Regions from separate parts of the Mus musculus genome. Here all the other regions are linked to region 1. Evidence: chromatin loops called from intact Hi-C (ENCODE). Cell type or tissue: left cerebral cortex. All regions are shown on one strand.

Region 1 (8,000 bases):
GAGAATCCTGGGGTGAGAGGCCTCTTAGGGAAAAGCCACATTGGAAACCCTGTTAGTCTCACTACCTCATCCTCCTATGTCCCACTCAGGCTGCCTTATAGTACAAGAGGACAGCAAGCTGCCAGGACACAGATGTAGCCCCACCCTCCACCCCCTTAGCTCCCCACAAAAGCTCATGATCTGAAGGCTTGGTCCTCAGCTTAGTGTTTTGAGAAGGAGCTAGAGCTGATGGTCTTAAAGAAGAAATAAAGACATGAAGTTAGGTGCATAGGAGGTGGAGGTGACCCAGGGGGAGTTGGGGGAGCTGATGAATGGCACTCATCCTGCAAACACTAGGAATTAGAATCTATTGAAATGCGCAGATGTGAACTTGTAGGGTTAATTTTAAGTCCAGAAATACAAACCCATTTATTCCTACATTTGGTGTTAGATAAAACTTTCATTTGAAACCACAAAAGGGCAGGAAAAGTGGATTCTTGATAAATGGTGCCCATGTCATTGTGAACCAGCTAGGACTGTTTGGATATGCACAATGAAAGGAACTACAGAAAGGGCAGACCTGGAAGTGGTGGGGCTGCAGATCTCTCTGCCACAGAAACTACCCTGCATCCTATGGTCTGGATATCTCTGTGCACCAAGTTCATATAGTGACGCCCAATTCCCAATGTGGTGGTATTAAGGAGGACAGAGCTTCAGGAGGCAATGATGTTGTGAGGGCTCCCCATCTTAGAAGAAGCTTAAGAACCTTGCTCACCTCACACGCCATGTGATAAGATAGCAGGTGCCATCTCTGAGGCAGATAGAAAGCCTCGGTCTGCTGCTGACCTGGTCCTGGACTTCACTATCTCTAGAACTGAGAAATATAGATTGCTGTTGCTTACCCAGTCCAGGGTGTCTTTATGCAGCAGTTCAAATGGACCTAAGCAATTTATGAACCTGAAAAGAAAGAGGGGTGTGCAATGGACTGGGATAATGCATAGTTGCCCCCTTGTAGACCTCGCCAAAGGCACTGTGCACTTCTAGGATTCTCATCTGATTTCTGTGCCCCTGTCCTCCTAATGAAACCACCTAATATTCCCCCACCTTTCATCTCCTTCCTGCCTGCTCTGTCCTTGTCACCATCCAGCAGGGAAATCAGCATCAGCCTCGAGGGACATCTATGCTGACAAGCTCTGGGACCTTAACTCCTCTGCCCATCTGCCTTGGCAGACCCAACAATCATCAGCATTCATGTGCCTGCCTTATGTGATTATCTAAGCCCCTCCAACTTCTTGGACTCCCGGCAGCTGCTCTCTGCCAGGCTTCTTAGCCTCTTACTCTGTGACAAGAGTCAAAGATGCTGGAGGATGCTGGAGAGATCAAAGCATTTTGCAGAAGACTGGCTCATTTAATCTTTGGTTCCTGGCTCTTGAAGCTCTCCTACTTAGTCTTGGTGAGGTTACAGGTCTACTACCGACTTCCTTGTTCTCTGGTGGATTGATTCTTTGCAAGGTTGATAGGCTAGAAATACATGGCTTTCTGTAGATGAAAGTGATATTTTATAAAAATGTAACAAATTCTGTTATCTCACTGCGCTGCTCTGGATCCGTGTTGAATTTGAGACTGCATCACACAAATGCCACAGCATCACAATGACAGCTGGCGCTTTCACTTTGCCTAATTTTGGTGACACTTCAGCACATTAGGTCAAACTACATCTCTTAAATGAGAGCACTCTCTGGGTGCCTGGGAGCCTTGTTCCACATTGCAATAAAGTTTGATTAAAGCATCCTTCATGTAAGGGACTTGAATTTCTTCTGTGCAACAATATGTGATATGTATATAAAAAGATAAAGAGATATAAGATATGTTCTATGGGGGTATGGTAAGGTATGGGGGAAGGGGGTGTCTCAGAGGGTCCATGCTGTGGCATCCCTTCCCCCTGAGGGACCAGCCACGCAATGGATTGTATAGTATAGACTAGAGTTTATTCAGGGCATGGGGAGGGGAGTTAAGAGGGTAGTAGAGTCAGAGAAAGGCAGAGAGAGAGGGGTGGGGAAGGGAAGGGAAGGGAAGGGAAGGGAAGGGAAGGGAAGGGAAGGGAAGGGAAGGGAAGGGAAGGGAAGGGAAAGGGAAAGGGAAAGGGAAGGGAAGGGAAGGGAAGGGAAAGGAAGGGAAGGGAAAGGAAAGGAAGGGAGAGGATGGGAAGGGAAAGGAAAGGAAGGGAGAGGATGGGAAAGGGAGGAGGGAAGGGAAGAGCCCAAGAGAGCAAGAGAGATGCAGGAGGGAAGCAAGAGTAAGAGAGCAAGAGAGAGAGGAGGGGGCAAGCAGTCCCTTTTATAGTGGGCCAGGCCTCCTTGGCTATACCAGGTAATTGTGGGGTGGAGTTTAGACAGAATGCTAACAGTATGCAGGGTGATAATTTCATGTGTGTGTGTGTGTGTGTGTATGTATGTATGTGTACATGTAAGTTTGCGTACATGTGGTTACCATCAGAGAAGAAGAGAGCATTCTGGAGCCTGGATCTAGAGTGATAGATGACAGTGAGCCGTCCAACAGGAATGCTGGAAACCGAAATTAGATCCTCTGAAAGAGCTGCAAGTGCTCTTGACTATTGAGCCAGCTCACAGCCCCAAAGGCTAGGAATCTCTAAACACGCCCTCCACATACATCTACAGACCTGCACACATGTGCCCACGAAATTGCAACTTAACCACTAGCAGTGATTTTTTTTTTAATGTGAGGAAGTTTGTTACTATCGTCCTTTTTGAATAACATATTCAATCACCATATTTAAGCAAAATTTAAAGGTTGATTTTGCTATGCCATCTGTCCATACAGCTCTGAATAAGCCTAGTTGTTTGGCGAATCTTTAAATACAGATTACTTTAAATGTAGAGCCTCTCTTAGGGCTCACTCATTTTTCTGGGGTTTCCACCCACATGAATTTTCTTATCCTATTCTAGAGAGCAAGGCACACAATTTGCCTCCCGTGGTGTGATCGTCTCTTTCCTACACTTTTCTTCACCCAGGTGGAGGGCCCAGCCTGAAGCTGGTTTTATCCATTATGTTGCACCCTCTCTCCCAAACACTTCGCTTCACAAAACCTTTTAAAGAGCTGTCCAGCACGGCCAGGGAGATGGCAACATCCGGTCCTCAAGCTGAGTCAAGAATGACTGGCCAAGAAAATCTTGGCAGTACCATGGTGAGAGCGACCACAGAGTCCTCTTGCCCAAGAAAAAGCCTCCAAGCAAAGTTAATCGTTTCCTTGCTTGTAGCAGGGGCCGAGTGTTTAGACAACACAATGGGAGGGGCTTCCAAGTCATCTGACTGGAGTTAACGGAGTGATGCAGAGACAAGAAGTGTAATGCCTTGCTTCCAAAGACTTGAGTTGGGAGGGGGGAAAAAGACCTTTTGGCGACTTAAGAAACACTGGGCTAAGAATAGCATTTTTATCCAACCTAAGAGAAGTTAAAACAGCTCCAAGGAAGCAGATAATAGCAGCTGCTGCCTGGAACAGTGAATGAGCTCGAGCTCTGACGAACGCCTCTGCATGCGTTAGGAGCACAGAGATCTTAGGAAACACAAGGTGTTTAAAGACCAGGCTAGATCCTCCTAAGATAAGAGGGGAACCGTCTCCAATAGAGCCCACCTTATTTGCCACAGATCCCCTGTGGGAGGGTCCATCAAAGAACCACATCGGCATCATGAAAAACCGTATAGTCTAAGTGACTGTGCCTTCCAGTGCGACAGGATAACTAACAATTGCTCCTCTGTCCCTCACCAGCATGGCTTCCGGTGGGAAGGAAGAGTCTCTGTCACCTTCAGCATCACAGCATAGAATAATGAATGGTGACATGAACAGGTAGCCACTGAAATCTTTGCAGATACTATTCAATGTGCCTGTCAGAGCACCAGCGAGCCATAGTAAAATACACAACCACCAGTTGGTCATTCTGGCCAATGCCAAGTTATTTTGGTGAGTCATAGTGGTGATGTCATTTAAACATTCCAAGCCCCTGTTCACAATGAAGGTAGCCAGAGGAGAAGTGCTCATTGGTGAGCATTCTGCCAAATATCAGAACATGCAACAGGAAGCCACCATAGGAACCAGGCTGGCTACCTGAACCCAAAGCATTGAGTGTAGAAGGCTCTGCTGCTTGGAAACGCATGTGCACGCACACACACTCTCACACACACACAGACACACACACACAGACACAGACAGAAGGTGGAACATTTAAGTGACATTGGTTGGTCTTTTGGGGTTCAAGAACGCTTCCTGGCACAACATTACCAAATAAACAGCTACATGAGTTTCAGCCGAGCAGGGTTGGGACACTGATCTGCAGGTTTCAGGTGCTCTCTGATGGCATCCTTAGCTTTTGGATTAGTGAAATCTAGATCTGCTAAAGATGCCTAGATCTGCTAAAGATGTGTTGTAAGGTCTTGATAGTTACAAGGGTATTAGTCACACATGGTGTGGGCAGGGAATGGCTGGAACTAAGAGTGGCCCAAGGTAACTTGGCTCTGGATTGCACAATCTACTCTCCACCATTTCTCATTTGCTCATTTGGCTTTGTGGAATCCTTAACAGGTTTTCTCCCTCCCCCTCCCCTCCCTTCCCCCTCCCCGTCCTCCTCCCCCTGCCCCTCCCCATCCCTCTCTTCTCCATTTCCCTTTCCCTCCTCCTCTTTTCTTCTTCTTCTTCTTCTTCTTCTTCTTCTTCTTCTTCTTCTTCTTCTTCTTCTTCTTCTTCTTCTTCTTCTTCTTCTTCTTCTTCTTCCTCTTCCTCTTCCTCTTCCTCTTCCTCTTCCTCTTCCTCTTCCTCTTCCTCTTCCTCTTCCTCTTCCTCTTCCTCTCCTCCTTCTCCTTCTCCTTCTCCTCCTCCTCCTCTTTCTCCTCCTTCTCCTCCTCCTCTTTCTCCTCCTCCTCCTCTTTCTCCTTCTTCTCCTCATTCTCCTCCTCCTCCTCCTCCTCCTCCTCCTCCTCCTCCTCCTCCTCCTCCTCCTTCTCCTTCTTCTTCTTTGCTCCTGGGAACTTCACATATCACAACGAATGCAAGTTGGAGGATGCTACAGTAGAAGTAGTACAAGTGCTTGCTGTGTGTTGGGAACCTTCCAGAAGGTGTACATGGGCTATTTTATCCAAACCTCATCACTACTCATTATGCTACATGCTTCCAGCAACTCACAGATGAGGGAAGGAAGGCTAAGTTAGGTACATTCCGGGTAACCATCAGTTATAATTATGGAGACTTAAAAGCAGGTAGCCCTAAAATGCCTGGTACACTCCAGCTTTCAAATGGTACCTACACATCCCCCCCCCCCCGCCCAACCTGACTTTTTTCTCAAATCCAGAATACAAAACCAAAACCAAAAATGAATATACCAAAATATTTGTACAAATGAAGGTGAGAGTAATTTATTCATTTGTCCCGAACTTGTGGGAAGGTCCATATCTATATCTTTCAAATAGGAAGTTTGTAATTATTGCCCAATGATGGAAAAATACAACATATTTATTTTGTTTCTAAAAAAGATTTACCACATACCTGTCCTGTTAATTGCATTTATTCAAATATATATATGAATATAAACAAAGAAAGAACAAAATTTATGTAACATTATACTCTCAGTAGTAAAATTAGTAACCCCAGCAATAAATAAAATAGCAATAAAGTATGTATTATGTAGCTCCTGGGCAGCTGTGGTGGATGAGTCAGAGGAAATACGACCTGTTGTTTAGGTAAAAGCAGCCGCTGTGGGTGCTGAGCAGAGGTGTAATTAGAAGGGACTCTCATACCTCCCGTTCAAATCCCCTTCCTCCAGCTGTTATTAGGTTAAATACATGTTTCACCAAAACAAGTCAGTAAATCAAGGCCATAATCAATGAACAACTGAAGTCAAATACACAGCCGTCACAGATGGCTCCATTGATCAAGTTACAAAATTATCAATCACACTGCTTGTTAAATTTTTTTTCAACAATTTTTTTAGTTATGTGGACATGTGTGTAACTATTGTGCACATGAGTGTTACGTGCACACGTGTGTGACGATGGATTGTGCACACAAGCGAAGTGCCCAAGAAGGCCAGAAGAGGACATTGGATCCCCTGGAGCTGGAGTTATAGGCAATTGTGAGCCACCGTCAAACTCAGATCTCCCGGAAGAGGACAAACTCCTAACCACTGAGCCATCTCTCCAGCCCTTATTTCAAAGTGTCTTAGTGCACCCATAATGCACTGCACATCTTGTTTACCCCCCTGTGTCCACCCAACTCTGGGCCGCAACCCTGAAAGATGCCAAGGCAAAGGGAATCTTGGGAGTGAAGAATCCTTGAAATGCTGCGGATGCTGAAAAGCTGCATTTGAACAGCTGTTTCTTCTAAAGGCCTGTGAGTCTCTGGGCTCACGAGAAATTAGCTGATGCTTCATAAGTACAGAAGTGGTGTTAGTGACTTGCAGGTGACATGTAGCTCAAAGGCAATATGGGGGTGGAGTGGATGGGGAAGCAGAATGCCAACCCAGAAAAACAAAACAAAACAAAACAAAACAAAGGTCATTGTTTATTCAGAAGTCAGGTTTGTCGTTTGATGTGGCTCATCCTCCCCTGAGTCCGCCTTTGGGCCTAGAGAAGGGAATGGAAACTCAAGTAGACGGAGCCTTATCTGCAGGCCTGAGGTCCTGATGTCAGAGGCTCATGCTCTGAACCTGAGAACACCTGTACCTGAGGGATCCAGGGCCCTCGGTGATGTGCATCCAGGAGAGATGGCGCTACTATGTCCTATGGAGTTCAGCACGGAGAAGTGGCAGGCAGTACACACTCAAACTGCAACCCATCAACCCACATCACACAGAGAGGCCATGTTAGATGCCTGCAATGCATGCTGGGCTAGCTGGCACTTGGCTGCTCATTTTGTTCTAAGCCGTCAAGCGTCTTCATAGAATTTAAAATGACAGGTGCAGCTCGGTTCTGTTTAACCACAGCACTTTCCTTTTCAAGCTCTCCTCACCGTGACTGTGGCCATGGACTTGCAAGCCAGAACGGCTTCTGGGAGCATTTTCTTTCCAGAGGTCCACTGACTACAAAAGCCTCCAGACGTCGGACTTCTCAAAATGTGGTTTGCTTCCTTCCTTCCTTCCTTCTTTCTTTCTTTCTTTCTTTCTTTCTTTCTTTCTTTCTTTCTTTCCTTCCTTCCTTCCTTCCTTCCTTCCTTCCTTCCTTCCTTTCTTTCTTTCTTTCTTTCTTTCTTTCTTTCTTTCTTTCTTTTTCTTCTGCCTTTGCTTTTGAAAAATATTTTCTAAAGAAGAGTTTAAGGATGAGTGGTTTTCCATTGTGTATATGTGTCTGCGTGAATGTTTGTGTATTTGTGTATTATGCTCATGCCTGTATGTGTACATGTGCAGTTTATATGTGTCTGCCTGTCTGTGTCTCTCTATCATCTATCTATCATCTATCTATCTATCTATCTATCTATCTATCTATCATCTATCTATTTCTCTATTTTTCTACTATCTATCTATCATCTATCTATTTCTCTATTTTTCTACTATCTATCTATCTATCTATCTATCTATCTATCTATCTATCTATCTATTTATCTATGCACATATGTGTGAGCTTGCTTGTGGGGACCAGAGACAAATGGTGTCTTCTTCAACCTGGTTTTTATTTTTTATTGTTTGTTTGTTGTTGTTGTTGTTGTTGTTGTTGTTTTAAGACAGGCTCTCTCTTGGAACCAGACCTTGAAGCTTGCTGATTCAGCTCAGCTGGCTGGCTAGTGAACCCCCATGATCCTCTTGTCTCTGCCTCCACAGTATCAGGCTCAGGCTCCCAGCTTCTTGGCATTGATCTAGGGATCAAGCTCAGGTCCCCATGCTTGGACACCAAGAACTTTCCTTATTGAGCTGTCTTCAAGCCATTAGTTTTTTTTCTCTCTCTCTATTGTATGGCGCCTGGGGAGATGGCTCAGTAGCTAAGAGCACTGGCTGCACAAGCTTGGGGACCAGAGTTCGCAT
Region 2 (8,000 bases), 91 kb before region 1:
GACTGGAGAGATGGCTCAGCAGTTATAAGATCTGAACACTGCTGCCCTTGCACAGGACCCCAGTTTGCTTCCTAGTGCCTACATCAGATGGCTGACACACTTCTGTGTCTATAGCTCTGGAGGACCTGACTCCCTCTTCTGGTCTTGAAGTATAACATGTGCATCTGCACACACACACACACACACACACACACACACACACACACACCTCACAATTTTTAAAATAGTAAATATTTTTAAAGCTGCAAACGAAGGGAAAAGTGCCAAATAACACTGACAAATCTTTAGCATTGATTTTTAGCCCCATATTTACAACCATAAAGAAGAAGAACATTTTTAGTAAAAATGATGAATAGGCATGCCGACTATCCATTTCCCTTCTAAAATGTAAAAAAATGATCTGAGAAATAGGGACACGTGACTGTCGCATTAGAGACAATTTTTGGGTCTGAAGATGATTTTGCCACTCCTAGGCAAAATCAATAGGGGAGTAACAAAACACAGCAAGCTAAGCAGAACCACAGAGCACATTTTCTCACCAGCTGTGTAAACGATTGTTAGCATAGAGGCAGGAAGAAATGAAAAAAAAAACGATTTTTTTTTCATCAAGGATTTTTCATCAAGGATATTTCATCAATACCCATGTTTGAGCAGAATTCCTAGAGCAGAAAAGATTATAAATAAACCATGGGTTTAAATAATGTGTCTCACGGGCAGCTGATAAGCTGGCATGGTATAAAAAGCCACAGAGTAATGAATGCCATTTTGAGAATCATGAACAATGTGCACACGGAGGTCCCCCGTTCCTGAAATCCAAACTCTGTATCACTGAGCGTCAGTCCTGGGGGAGGGGCACCCCAAAAGGTATTAAAGCAGCTGCCACTTTGTGCTCAGCAGTGTCTAGGAGCAGTGAAGCTACTGTGACATTGTTGGCAAACTCAGTGATGAAGGATGGCGTGGGTTATTGTGTGAGTCAGGGTTCTCTAGAGTCACAGAACTTATGGGTAGTCTCTATACAGTAAGGAAATTTGTTGATGACTTACAGTCTGTAATCCAACTCCCTACAATGGTCAGCAGCAGCTGTGAATGGAAGTTCAAGGATCTAGCAGTTGCTCAGTCCCACAAGGTAAGCAGGCAAAGGAGAGAAAGAGAGTCCATCTTCTTTATTCCAGTGTCCTTATGTAGGTCTCCAGCAGAAGGTGTGGCCCATATTAAAGATGTGTGCCACTACGTCTTTAATCCCCAATGACCTTGAACTTAGAGATCTTCCTGTCTTAATCTTGTGGAATTCATAGCCACTATGCCTCAAGATCTCTATGCCAAGATCCAGGTCAGAAACTTGTATGTCCCAGCCTCCAGATTAGGATCACTGGTGAGCCTTCCAATTCTGGATTGTAGCTCATTCCAGATACAGTCAAGTTGACAACCAGGAATAGCCACTACAGCTATATATACTCTTCTGGGTGACCCCAAGGGAGTGCATGACCCAGAAAAGATGAGGAAATAGGTGTTTTTAGAAAAGTCTTGTTGTTTTTGATGTGTCATAGTTTCTGTTGGTGTAATAATATATTCAGAAAAGGCAACTTAAGAGAGTTAGCTCAGAGTCATAGGTGAGAGCCCATTATTACAGGTAAATCACAGAATGAGCCGCAAAGACTTGAGAGAACTGGTCACTTTACATCCACTAACCATTCAGAGACCAATGAACTACTGCATGCCCACTAGTACATAACTCCCTCTATATACTCACTCAGTTCAGGACCCCAGGCCCAGGGAATGGTGCCACTCACAATGGGCAAAACTTCCTACATTTAATATAATTAAGACAGTCCCTCACAGACATTTTCAGAGGCCCTACTTCCAGAAAATTCTAGATAGACAATTAAAAGTACCATCGCATGATAGTATTCAATAATTTCTGATTTATTTATTGGAAATTTGTATATCGAAACAAAAAAATTAGAATACATGTGCATAGTGGTTTTTTTTCCAGAATGTTACAATATTAAATATCACTCACAAGTTGTAAGAACATGAACCTTTCCAAAGGGGATAGTCAACAAGTACTTTATGCAGGATGCTACAGACAATTTCACAGAGATACAAAAGGCACCCTAATGTGGAAACACATTGCATACTATCAGATGTGATTTGAAATCCACAAAGAGTGAATTTAAGGAGCTCAGCAGTTAGTGCTGAGTCCAGTCCAGGCAAGGACTGGAGCTTAGTTCTCAGCACCCAAGTCAGGAAGCTCCAGGTTCAAGAATCTCACAGCTCTGCTGCCTCCTCAGACATCATTATACATGTGATGTGTGTGTGTGTGTGTGTGTGTGTGTGTGTGTGTGTGTCTGTGTGTGTGTGTGTGTCTGTGTGTGTGTGTGTGTGTGTCTGTGTGTGTGTGTGTGTCTGTGTATGTATGACAAAGGCACACAGACACACAGATTCACACAGACACATACACGCATACACACACTCAAACATGCAAATAAAAATTTTTAAAAGAATTTAAAGATCTTTATCAATTTAACAAGACTTCAGAGATTATTAATGCATCAGTAAGTGCCAAAGAACTTGTTAACCGTTTGTAGGCCTTCAAACAATTTTAAGTACAAGCGATGATATCAGGTTAAGCCACCTTGCGATCACTATAGTAGCAGAAGGTTTTTGTATTTAGGGTTTCCACACCCACTCACTTGGAAGGAAGCAGTTGCTTATTTAGAAGGTTTCTAACTCTGCATTGAGCTAAAGATGGCTGAAGTGTAGGAGGTGGTTGCTAAAATCAGCAAGAAAGAGAAGCAAGTGCAGTAAAAGAAGGGAATCTGAGATTCCATTTACCAGATGGGAACAAAATACCAAGTTACTAGAAATACATAGAATGCAGGATCTCGCGGACAGACGTCAGCAGTGAGCTGCTTCGAAGGCATCTCCCATCCTTTGGGTCTCGGCGCTAAAACCCTCTGTGTGGCAATGCTGCTGATGTGTGTTGTCACTGTCGCTTGCTGGATCAGATGAGAGGCTGCCTCTGTCCAGCAGTCCTTCCTCAGCTGACCACCCTAGCCTTGCCCTACAGTCTCTGCCTGAATTCTCTGTCACCACATGTCACACATGAAGAGATGCACTCCTCAAATGTGCATGCAAGATGGTAATGAGTAAAAAGAACACGCCTAGGCCTGTCTCAGTAAGTTCAGAAAGCCTAAGCCAAGTGAAACCTGGTGAGGAAGAAAGCAACTCCTATCTAGAGAAATAAAGATAAGGATTAAAACAGAGTTCGCAATAAAAATCACTGCAGCCAGGAGTGGGTAGATGGGGTAATTTTGCTATTTCTCTGTGGAGTCCTACAATTGTATAGCCACAAAACCGTGTCTTCCAGGGGGAGAAAAAGGATAGAGATCATCATCAAAATGAGAGAAGAGAGAGTCTCAGTATGGTTGCCTCATACAAACGTTAAGTTCCCAGATGAGTGCTTTGGGGGGTGGAGTGGTGGTGGGAGCAAATCAAACCCTTTAGAGGAGAGCTGAGAGTGGACCAGGAATGGTGGGGAAAGCTGTCCTCTGTCTCTTCTCCCTGTGCATGATGCTGCCTCACACTGACAAGAACACTCCGGAAGGCTGATTTACTGAGTAAGAAGAGGCCAGACTGAGATAGACACATAACTTTCCTGAATCCCAGTCTAGTACTTAAAAGACCCTTTTGTCTGTCACCTCCTATCGAGTCCCTGGGAAATGGCATGACTAAACGATTACCCAGAGCCAGTCAGAAACGTGGGGAAGAAGATGGACACACTGCCTGGTGTGTCCACAGAAAAAGTTGCTTTGTGCTACCATTGACAACCTCACCCCAAAATAGGACTTGCTAGAATTGGAAGTCAGCTGAGCTAGTGAACTGTAGGACTATAGATGTCCCTCACGTGCCATGGGGTGTCTTGGAAATGGAGTGTCTAGTCACAGTATCTCAGGGTCAGTGAGGGGCCACCAACCTTCAAGCCCTCGGAATAAGTTTAAAGCAAAGGTGATTGAACCCCTCATTGCGTAAGCGTGTACTGTGAATATAGAGACGATGGGGTCTGTAGTAGTAGTGAGTTATGAGAGAGCGGTAGAGTCCTAGTGAGAGGCCACTGAAGCAGTCTGGAGGTTCTCTCTCTACCATGTCCTGACCCAGGTGAGCACAGACTTCTTGAGTCTGTTGTTCCTGTTGTTAGGCAGTTTGAGTTTATAAAAGTTAAAACGTCATCCTGAAAGTTTGAGGTGAAGGGTTTTACAGCATCCCATGAGTCTGAATGTGTATTCTCCAGCAGGGAATCCTGTCTGGGGAGGTCACAAAACCCTAGGGCTGTGGAACACTGCAGGAGGATAACTGGGTAAGTAGATGCAGTAGGAGCCTGCCAAAGTCATGTGACTATCTTTTTTCAGATCCATCTTCCCAAGTCACAGCTCCTCCCATTGCCAAGCCTTCCCTGTTTTCTGAGAGCTGGAGAGAAGAGCAAGCCTTTCTCCCTTAAGCCTTATCTTTTGAAGATGTGCTCAAGGCAGTGACAAAGGCAATGCCGTCCCTGGTGCTTTGTAGGCTAAGTTAGGAGTGATCTCAGCATGTCTCTTCAGCAGAACAGCTTGAGGAGCATCGGCTGTCAGTGTTCTATTTGGCCTAGGAGTAAGATCTATTATTCAATCAGTTGGTCTTGGGATGTCCTTGTCAGGAAGATGGTATCACTCTTTCCATCTGGTCCTTATACTGATCTCTTTAGATGTTTTGTATCATACTGACTGCATGTCACCCCCAGATGTAGCGGCAGGAAGGCAGCAGGTGGTGTGTGTGTAATAGCCCCTAGATCAATCTGTTTTGTGAATCTAGTCATCACCTTCTCTCAAGACTGTCAGTCCTCTGGATTTCAAGTTTGCCCTAGGGTTTCCGTGCATCCTACTCATTTATTGATCTGTGTCTTCTCGATGGTAATTGGTCATGGGTTTCTTGGACTTATTTCATCCTTTCAAACCTCCAGCTCTTTGTTTCTTTGGGCTTTGTTTCGTCCTCTTAGAGTGCACTTATTTCCAATTCCAGTTTCTCTCATGCTTTGTCATAACATAACTGCTTTGGGGTTTGGGTTGGTCTTCTTATCTCTGACCCCAAGATTCATTATTAGGGTGTTTGAGAGAGCTATGGTTCTCATGGTGCAGGACCTGATTGCTTTAAACTTACCTCCTAAACCTGCCTTTTTATTTTTTATTTCTGGCATCACATGGAGGTGTCGTTCCCCACCCGAGAAGGTGGGGCACATAGAGGAGGAATGTCTATTCGTGGATATCTGGAATGCAGGTTTGCTACCAGTATCCATGGAAACAGGCTCCATCCTGTCCACCTCCATCATTGAGCACCCTGTATATGACTTGGGCCACATGGCAGAAGAAAACTTGCAAACTTGAGGGACTAATGGGCCCATTTCTCCTGTTGCTGAGGCCAACAGGAAAAAGGGTGCGGTCACATACCTACAGAAAGACAGTGTGTTTTTAAAGGTTCTGTCACTCGAAGGCCCTGCATGTCTCCCCATCCTCCCTTTCCCACTTAGGAGGTCAGGAAGCAAACTTGCCCTGCCCATGTTCCTGGTAAATGAAGAAGGAAGCAGCAAGGGTTCCTCTTGGTCCAGCTCACCTGGTTCATAAAGCTGCCGGATGTCAGCTGGTCTGGGAACTCTGCCCCACAGGATGATGGTGTAGAGTCTAAGATAGGAAGACTGGTATCTCCATCACCTTCAGTCACACAGACCTCAGTGCATTGTGGTTATTGGAGGACACCAATTGTGAATGATCCTGGGGCCACAGCGTGATGCCAAGGCTACTGAGAGCATCAACAGGACTAGAGGTATGAATGAGATTGACCTGCAGCCCAGTGAAAGAACACAGGATGCTATGGACTCTATTCACCCTCCTCAGTACAAAAACACCAAAAGTGAAAATGGCAGGGATATGTACTTTGAAGAAAAATCAACTGGTCTTACATCCAACAAGGACCAGCCCAGGGTGTGGTGAGGGTGGGGGGGTGGCCATGAGCCTCTAACAACAACAGAAGGGGCTAGAAGGGGTAAGGAGGCAGATTAGTCATTATTTAGCAGTTGCTACCTTACCTCCAAATAAAGACAACACAACCTCTGGGTCAGAGATGACAAGGCATGGAAAATGGAGTCTTCAGGGAAACGCAGTAGGGAAGGCAGTTTGCCGATGACACGCTGCACCCGTGTAGAGGACATGACCCTGAAGATGTCTGTGACCCTAGAAGGAGTGGTCTCGAGCATGCCCCATTATGTGGATTCTGAGAAGGGTGGGCTAGAAGCAGACAGTAGAGGATGTTGTCAGAGTCTGGGGAGGAAGTCAGGAAAGCTCAGTGAGAGGTTCAGATTGGAAGGATCGTGCAGAGAACTATGGAACCACAGGGCAGGCGGCTCTGTGCTAAGACCTTCCACGTCACACCACTAACAGTCTGCTTGCTTCTTTTCCAAGGTCTAAAGAACAGGTCCAGATCTATGGTTCCAGAACCAAGGGTCTATGTTTAGCCTGATGTGGTTTTTAAGCCACAGGAGGAAGCCAGGCTAAAACTTGAGGAAGCTGTGTGCCCCAAAACCTGTTGTTAGCTGTAGGACACCTCTGACAATCAGGGAATAAGCTCTGCAACCCCTCATCTCCCTGCAAAGTGAGCTCCGTTTAAATTAGCTCCCCAACTACTTACACTCATAGTTCCCACAGCACTACTGGCTGGATAGAAAAGTCAGCCATATTATGAACAGACAGCCATCAGCCTCTGATCTCCACATGATAGAACTGTTTCCCATGTGACCTGGGGTCTTCAACAGCATAACCTCTCGTTTCCATCAATATTCTCAATGGCCAGATGCAAAGAAGTGCGGGCATATTTCTCAATGAGAAGGTAAAGAGGCACAGGGAAGGGGGGGAGGGGAGGGGAGGGGAGGAGATGGGCAAGTGAACATGTCAAGAGAGAAGAGAAAAGCAGTAAGAAAGAGAGAAGGAAAGGGCATGAAGCTGGGGGAAGGAGGAGAGACTGTCCAAAGGAAATTCCTGTCTGACAGTCTAGAAGAAAGTGACTCACATGCTAGGTTGGTGCAGGAGCCATGGAGCAGGAGGACCAGGAACAAACTTCCCTTGAAAGGAGAGTTAGGGGCAGCAGAGAATGGGGACCCAGGTGGAGAAGACTGTGTGGTCTTGGTGGTTTGTCTTGGTGGTTGCGGTTTACACTAAATGCATCACTTGGATGCTGCCTGGGAGATTGGCTCCTGTTCTGGGATGCTGAGGCAGGGTGTGGCTGCAGAGAAGAGAAGCCACACCCTTCCTAGGAGCCTCTTCCCATGCCTGCTTTACCAGGTACTTGGGTTGTTCTGGTAACATTGTGTCTCTGACTTACCAGCTTCCTTCCTCCAGGCAGCCATAGTGATGTCTTCCTTCCTGCGGAGTCCCAATATTTGTGTTATTATTCACACCCCCAGAGACTGATTGGTTGATTTTAATTGACTAGAATTACCTTTTTTTTTTTTTTTTTTTTTTTTTGTCTACTGTGACTAGGTGAGCAGAACTTTGCCTAGTTTGGAACATTACTGCCGAGACAAGGCCAGCAGCAGCCTCGGGACTCATTTGTACCCAGTGTCTGCTCTCTCACGGTCAGGACTGGAGAGAAACCTAATTTCCATGGAGCTGTAGATGTCAGCCATGGTGCTATGAGGAGCCTAGCTGAGTGAGGTGTCTGAAGTGCCCTCCTAGGCACACTCCAGGTAGTGAGGGGCTCTCTGAGTCAGCAGGGACTGCCCAGTGACAGGGAATACAAGGGGCTAATCTGTGGGACCATTCAGAGGAGTAGTTGAGTTCACCAAGAATCTCCTGGTGGTAGAAGATAAATTTCTGATGCCTGGTTTTGATGCACCATATTAATAGGATTGAACTTTTTCCTTCGCAGAAGCTGCTGATCTTGGGAGGTTGGGAATATGGGCCTTAGAAGCAGTTTAT
Region 3 (8,000 bases), 100 kb before region 1:
TATGTGTGTATTTATGTGTGTATGTGCGCACTCACACATGCAAGAGAGGGGACAGAGAGAGAGAGAGACAGCACGCAAATGAGAAGTGAGACCATGAGAAGGAAAAGGATCTCAAGGTGGGGATGGGACCCAGTAGGATACGGATGATATGATGATAGAGGGGGGCTTTGAGACAGAAAAGGGACCACCAAGAGAAACACTCTGTGATGGGAGGGTGTTTGGGGGGAGATTGATAGGAACAGTGTGCTTGAAGTTGACATAATGAGAGCTGTAGTGGTGGCTCAGTGGTTAAGGCTACTTATTGCTTTTGCAGAGGGCGTGAATAAGGATCCAGCATCCAAATGGTGGCTTATAACCATCTATACATCTAGTTCCAGGAAATCTGCAGCCCACTTCTGGTGTCCATGGGCACTGGGCATATATGCGTGGTATACAAACACGCATGCAGCAAAACACAAATATGTATAAAATAAAAATAATAAATAATTCTTTAAAAAGAAATGGCTGAAATGAAACACATTACTTTGCATGTTAGATGAAGGGGAAAACCCTAAAACAGAAGAAAAAGGAAAAGCAACAACAAATAAGCAAACAAACAAAAAAACAAAAAGCCAAAAATTTATTTAAAAAAAACCCCTAAAATATACAAAAAAAAGTAACAACAAACCACAAACACAGACCCACAGCCAAAAACACGAATTACTGGAAAAGATTTAAAGAAACTGGAACAATAGTAAACAAAAAATTAAGTTGAGGCAAGTCTGTGTTGTACAACAGGGAGGAGACCCTCATCCTTTGGTATAAAGCGCTGGAGTGTTGGACCTGGCAACAGCCACTTGGAGTTTTATTGTAGGGTTTGATTTTTCAACCCTTATAAATCTGTAGAGTTTTAAAGAAAAATTTAAAGGCAACAGATTACTAAGAAGCCCGTCTACATGTCTCAGTTAAATCGTTTACTACGCATGTTAAAAAAAATTCGCTAATTCTTTTCAAAAAGTGTGAAATGGGGCAGGCAAGATGACTTGTTGGGTAAAAACCACTTGATGTGCAAGCTTGACAGCCTGAGTTCGGTCCCCAGAACTCGTATGAAGGTGATGGAGAGAGCAGACCACAGGCGGAGTGAGGGACGCACACAGCTCCGGAACCTTAGTGTAGCGGGCTGTTTGTTGGGACTGGAGCTCTGGTTATCTGCAGTGAGTCACACGCACGTGTGAAATCATCCTCTTCCTGGCCACCGTCCTAGAAGACTTCACTTCTGCATAGGCAAAAAATGCAAATGTGCCCTTCATTTAAATACTGTGAACTTTAATGAAATTTGAGGATGTACATGCAAAACAGCAGAACTTAAATTCGATTATTGAAACGTTTCATATCTGTGACATGGTTTTTAACTTGTTACAGGTATTACTGGACATGGGAAGGAGAGGCATTTTTTTTATTTTATTGAAATTTCTAACGTTTATATTATTAGTCTGATTAATATACCTTAACTAGAGACATTTAAAAGTGTTAATGTGGTGTTTATTCGTTCCTGGACATTTGTAGAGGTTCAAAGGACAAAATGCCCCTCCAACATGGCTCTTCCTGCTGTCCCAGGAACCCACTACCGCTTTCCTATGTTCTGGCTCCCACATGTGTTGCCTACTGGGGTGGGCTGGTTGGAAAAAGCAGCCTAATGTTTGATTCTTTCAGAACAGTCTATTCAGTGATGCTGTCAAAGAAAAAAAAATACTCCTGCATTTGCTAATATGGTGGTGTGGTTTGAATGTGATGTGTCCTTCAACAGTGTTTGAACTCTTGATCCCTGGGTAGAGTGCCCTTTTGGAAGGTCATGGAACTTTTAGTAGGTAGAAACGAGTCACTGGGTAGTGTGGGCCCTGACATTTTATAGCCTCTCTCCCTGTATGCTGCTCCCTGTCTCTGCTTCCTGACTATCTACACAGTGCATCCAGTTGCCCCATGCTCCTTCTGCTATGCCTTCCCTACCATACTGGACTATACCACCAAACTTGGAGCCAGAATTAACTCCCCCTTAAGTAGGTTTTTGTCAGTTGGTCATAGCACTGTGGGAAATAAGTACTGCAGACAGCAAGGATGATGTCATTCAGTCTGCAGTCGGGGCCAAGCTATGGCCGTAGTGGAGAAAGCTGAGTAGCAGAGACAGACAACAGCCAAGGGTGTGGAAGGAGGGCCGCCAGCGGATGAAAAATTACTGAGAGGAGACACCAGGAATAGCGGTTCTATCAACTGAATGATTGGGATTTTCAAAATCACGAGAGCATGAGCAGGAATTATGACTGTCCTGGCAAGAAGGATATTTTACAGGGAGATGCTGATAATACCAGACTATGGGCATAACACACTTCAAAGAGTTAAATTCTCCCAGGAATCTCATGCGGAGGACCCCCATAAAAGATAGGCTGCAGCCAAGACAATGGTGGGTGGGACCAAGGTCGCTAAGTTATTCATACTTCTGCCTCTGTGTTTAAACCCAAACCTCAGGACAAGACCTTAAAGATGGCGGTGGGACTCGCTGGGCCTCCTTATTTGTTTGTAGTCACGTAGATAACACATTCTTCGAAGCTTCTATTTAGTTTCTTCCTTTTGTGCTCATGCGTCGGTTTTGATTTTATGATTTTTGTTTTAAACCGTAGATACATTGCAGAGCCAAATGGGAAGGTGTGACTTTCCTTCTCTCTGCGTGCAGAAGGAGGAAAAGGAAATGGATGTAGTTGAGCAGATAGCACTGATGGAGAGCAGGTAGGTCCACACGGATCAGTGTTGTGGGTCCTTCCGAGGGAAAGGGATACATTCACTGTAGCATGAAGGTGTTTCTAGCCTGAGGAGCAGAGCCTGCACATCCACAGCGAAAGCCACAATCTCCTCAAATTAATAAAAAAATACAACGGCACAGGGTTATAAATTTTAAAAATGTAAAATATTAGGTTTAAATTTTTTAAAAAATGTGTGTATGCATGTGCATGTGTGCATGTGTGTGCATATGTGTATATGTGTGGGCCTTTGTATTTGCACATGTGAGTGCATATTGCATGCATGTCTGTGTGTATTCATGTGTGTGCATGTGTGTATGTGTATCTATATGCTTATGCATGCACGTGTGTGCATGTGGGTATGTGTGTGGGTGTGCATGCATGTTTCTGTGTGTGCATGTATGTGCACATGTGCATGTGTATGCATGTGTGTGCATGTATGCCATAGCATAACTCAATGGGCTGTGGCTATGGATCTATGGCTCAGTTAATGGAGGGTTTGCCTTAGATTTCACAAGGCATGGGCTTGAACCTTAGCATCACATACACCACGTATGGTGACTCATGACAGTAATCTTAGCACTTGAGAGGCAGAGCTATGAGAATTAGATGTTCATACGTTCACAGTCATCCTCAGTTACATAGAGAGTGGGAGACCAGTTGCAGATATATGATAGCTTTTCTCAAAACAAACCAAAAATAAAAACAACCCTGATTCCCCTTCCCATCCCCATGCAAACCAAACTACAACAAGGAAACCCGTAACACAGAGGGGAGGGCCAAAAGAAGCCTGGACCCCCGTCATCCTAAGAAAAAAGTAATTCCACTTATATGCTACAGTAGCTGCAGTAACATTGCCAAGACACCAGACATCAATGCAGGGAAGCTTCTCTCAGAGAAGTCAGATGTGAGTGTCTAACACAGGGAGGAGTTCAAGTAGGTCACATGTATTGGGTTGCCTGCTTAAAGCAGGTCTCCTCTGGCCCAACTCTTGGTGTTTTCAGGAGGAGGGAGGGGTGAGGGAGGGCTCCCTTTGGACTCAACTCCTATTTTTGTAAAGCATTAATCCTGTTCATGAGGGCTTCACTCTCTCAGTCTAGTCGGGCTCGAATCCCAGCTTCAGAAAGCATCACCACCGAGAATTTCAATTTGGAAACATTTGCAACGGGGACCTGAATGTCAATCACAGCGGTAACCATTGTGTGTGGTTTGCAGAAAGAAGGCTTGAATCTAGGTTCCAGTGGTAAAGGTGTGTGGCTCACAGAGGAAGCAATGGAGAGTGTTTGGAAATGAAATTCAGGCAAAAATCCCTGGCAGCAGCTCTGTCCTGCACCCAGAGGTCAGCAAGAAAGTCTGGAGGAGGGATGAGGCTCTGGTGGTCCAGTGTTCACTTAGCCTGCAGGGAAACAAACTCTGCATCCCCATACTGGATAAACCCGGACTGGTGAATCTCAGAAATCCCGAGCAGGGGGCAGGAGGATCAAGAGTTTAAGTCAATCCTGGTTAAATAAGAGGCTCAAATCAGCTTGGGATACATGAGATTCTGACCTAGAGAGAGAGAGAGAGAGAGAGAGAGAGAGAGAGAGAGAGAGAGAGAGAGAGGAGGGAAAGAGGGAGGGAGGAGAGAAGGAGGGAGGGAGGAGGGATAAGGGATAAGGGATGAGGGAGAGCATAAAGCAGCCTCCTGAGTAGTTGCTGGAGCTCAGAGGGAACCACTAGACCTAAAAATAAGGACCAAACCGAGAGAAGCCCGGGGGCGGTGGGGGGAGAGGGAGGAAGTGGAAGACTGGTAATTTTCTCTTAGTCATAACGGAGCCAACAGATGCTCCGTGAGAGCGCTAGATTCAGAAAGAGGAGTGAGTATAACACGAAGAATTATAAAAAGAACGGCTACAAAAGCAGAATCCATGACTCCCAGAGTCCCCACGGGAGAACCGCAGCTCACACAGCCACACAACACCAACTGAAATAGCTAGTCTAGGTGGGCAGAAGGCAGAAAATAGTGGGGTCTCAGGATGGGGTGATATGTCAAGTCAACTTAGGCGCTCTGTGGCTGAGTAAAATAGAATCATCTCATCTATTAAAAAATACATGATAAAGGAAGCCTGATGGGAAAAAAATGAAGTCAGTAAAAGAGGTAAAAGTAAGGATCATACAATATTTCCCTGGGTGGGGGAGGGGAGCAGACAAGAGGCTCAGGAAAATCAAAACATGGACACATGGGGCTGGGAGATAGCTCAGTGGTTAAGGGCAATGACTCCTTTTCCACAGGATCGGGGTTCAATTCCTAACACCTATATGGTGGCTCACAGCCATTTGTTGTTGAGGAAAGTAGTGATTTACAAGCAAAGATCCTAAAGGCTCAGCAGGCTCCAAAACGAAGACAGTTTTCATAGATGGAAAAGGGAGAGACAAGAGAGAGGGGGAGCTTTGCTTACCCCAAATCTGCATCCATGGAGTTTGTCACCCACCCATCTAGTTATCCCTCTCCGTCCAAAGAATGGGAGGGGCAGGAGGTTTCTGTTGGATTTTCTCGTCCATCTTTCCCGAGTCTTACCTGTGAACAGTCCCATATAGGCATCCACTAAGAGTGCTGTTGACATGCAAGTGAAACTTAAGGTATCGGTGTGATAACCATCAGGTTCTGGTTGTGGCAGTGGGTAGTTCAAGAGGACAGAAGTACAGATTACCGGAAACTCCGGTGTTTTAGCCCTGGAAAGATGGACAAGGAGGCAACACGGTGGGATCCCAGAGGGGAGTTCAAGACCCGCCTCTTGCCCGAGCTAGTATCTCGCCGGCAAGAATTCACTCGGACAACCGGATCCTTCTACGGCAAAGCTTTTATTGCTTCAACATAAGGAAGACCCCGAACCCGGAAAATGGTGCTGCTTATATAGCCCGCAGAGTGACGTTTCAGCACCTGATGTGGCGTGACAGCACCTGATTAGTTGCTTGCCCATCACCCCATTACTACGCCCCGAGATGGACAGTGACTGGGCGTGAATTTACTCTTGCACTTGCGCATAAGGCTTGTTTACTAGTTAGGCGCAGTGGAAGCCAGCGCCGTCTTATAATGGCGATTGCTCAAGGCACAGCTCTCCACACCCGCCACCAGAGACAGACAGCATGACGGCAGGGTGTCTCCAAAGACAACCAGAGCCCAAGTGCTAGAAGGTGGTTCCATCCTTTTATCCCTTGAAGGTGGGTGGTGAGGGCAGGCTTCACAGCCAGAGTCTGCAGCCAGGCTCTCTGGGTGGGAGGCAGGGAAAGAAGTGGGGAGCCGTAAGTAAGTGACTGGTGCCTCTACCTCCCCATAAATACCTTCTGATTTTACCTCACATCCCAGGTGAGAAATTCTGTCTGCCATGCCTGTCAGCATCTGTGGAAGGGGCATACTCCTCCAGTGCCTGTCAGCATCTGTAGGAGGGGTGGGCTCCTCCAGTGCCTGTCATTAGCAGTGACTAGATTCTGAGGTGCTGTCCTGTTCTTACCATTAGTCAGTGGGAGAAGAGTACTTTCTCAGCACCTGGAAACCTCTTGGAGTTGCTCTTCTTTCTCATATGGGTTTAACTGGGCCTGACTATCACCATCTCGAGCTGAACCGCTGCTATTGCCCTGGGTGGCCCTGATTTCTTTTTGGTTTTCCAGCATATTGTAAATAAAGCTAACCTCACAGCTAGGATACTGACTGGGCCAATCCTCTGTAGAGCTTGTGCAGCCAGCAATGACTGCTGTGTGTTCATGAGTGTGATGGCCTTGTCATGCCCAGATGACACTACCACATAACCTGCCCCCCGATCTCTGGCTTTTACTGGCTTTCCCTGTTTTTCTCTGTTATGGTCCTGGAGCCTTGTGGAGGAGTGATACAGAGCTTCATTTAGGATTGAAGACTTGTCAGTCACCATTCTCTGGCATGTATTATTATTATTTTTTTTTTTTACTAACTTCATCTCTGAGTGTAGCAATCATTCTTCAAATATCCAAGGATATAATAGTTTAAAGTAACTACAAATTCAATACATTGCATGATTTTTTTTTCTACCAGGAATTTAGGCAATGCTCTGTTTGGTAGTTCATTCAGCTCATGTGATATGGTGTGATGTGATGTGTGTACACGCGTGCGCCAACATTTACCACATCACTGGTACCCCAATTTAGGTGATGTCTGAGTCTACTTTGTTTTGACACCAAAAAAAAAAAAAATGATCTGAGACTGAATGGTTTTATAAAGAAAATAGGCTACTGAGTTCAAAATTCTGGGAGTTAAAGGTCCAAGTTCAGGTTTCCTCATCAGGTTGGTCATGAAGGTTTTCTGAGAACCTTACTTATCACACAGCAGGAAGATGCTGAAGAAGCAGCAAGTACCGTGATGTCTGGTACTGGCCGACATGTTGACAGGATCTAGAAGCACCCAGGAGACAAACCTCTGGACATGCCTGTGAGGTAGTTAACTGAGGTAAGACTCGAGGTGAATATGGGTGGTACCATCCTGTGGGCTAGAGTCCTGAAGTGAGTACAAGGAGAGAGGGGGCTAAGCACCAGTATTTGTCTCTTTGCTTCCTGACTGTAGATGCAATGTGACCAGCTGCCCCAAGCTTGTGCCAGCCACCATGCCTTCTTCCATGGGTAGATGAGTGCCTGTGATTGTGAGCCAAAGAAAACCCCTCTATCTTTATCTTGCCCTTGTCAGTCATTTTGTTACATTGATGAGATAAACAATACATACACATGGTAAGAGGGGGAGCAAGAGAGCCAGTGATGGGAACCCATCTTGCTTTCCAAGCCCCACTTACACCCAGAATGGTCCCAAGGTACCCGATCCCTCTGCACAAGATGGGCGTTGATCTCCTCCAAGGTTGATACTCCAAATGACCTCACCAGTCCCCAATTGGCCTCCTCCTGGTGCTGCTACACTTGGACCAAGCTCCCAAGAAATGGCACTTTGAGGGATATATTTGACAAACCGTGGTAGCTGACACTTGTTGGCAGCTCCTTAAGACATGCATGCACTCTGAGAGTTCATCCGTGACCCCTTCCAGGATCCAGGAAGCGTTCAGCATTTCTCTGCTAAAATAAAGTCTTCCCTTTCTGCTAGGCCTCATGAAGAAAACCTATGTCCTCTTAAGCTGGCCACAATCTCCACCATCATAGAATGGCAGTCTGTAGGACATATTCATACACTGTGTGTCCTGATCCTACATTATCCTCAAGTTCTCCAAGCAAGCAGCA

The links. A loop is a pair of places that touch in the nucleus more often than their neighbours do. Peaks named below come from ENCODE experiments on the same cell type or tissue, not always from the same donor. Only the 100,000 strongest peaks of a DNase experiment are listed, where the experiment ranks them.
Region 2: it touches region 1 in a loop (2.9-fold over the local background); 5 of 42 quality-filtered maps call a loop at or near these places.
Region 3: a loop joins it to region 1, with 4 times the contacts of the local background. A loop is called at or near these places in 5 of 42 quality-filtered maps.

Annotation. Positions count from the first base shown.
Region 1 is chr13:52,341,043-52,349,042 of GRCm38, reverse strand. No RefSeq gene overlaps it. Among named protein-coding and RNA genes, the nearest start is that of Gm33116, 110 kb to the right of the region's middle. In left cerebral cortex, no CTCF peak of the experiment used is centred here; DNase peaks (open chromatin) are centred at 2,860 and 3,412; H3K27ac peaks cover 776 bases.
Region 2 is chr13:52,431,787-52,439,786 of GRCm38, reverse strand. No RefSeq gene overlaps it. Among named protein-coding and RNA genes, the nearest start is that of Diras2, 95 kb to the left of the region's middle. In left cerebral cortex, no CTCF peak of the experiment used is centred here; DNase peaks (open chromatin) are centred at 953, 2,824, 3,477 and 4,458; H3K27ac peaks cover 966 bases.
Region 3 is chr13:52,442,312-52,450,311 of GRCm38, reverse strand. No RefSeq gene overlaps it. Among named protein-coding and RNA genes, the nearest start is that of Diras2, 85 kb to the left of the region's middle. In left cerebral cortex, no CTCF peak of the experiment used is centred here; DNase peaks (open chromatin) are centred at 1,188, 3,323, 3,947 and 4,583; H3K27ac peaks cover 1,441 bases.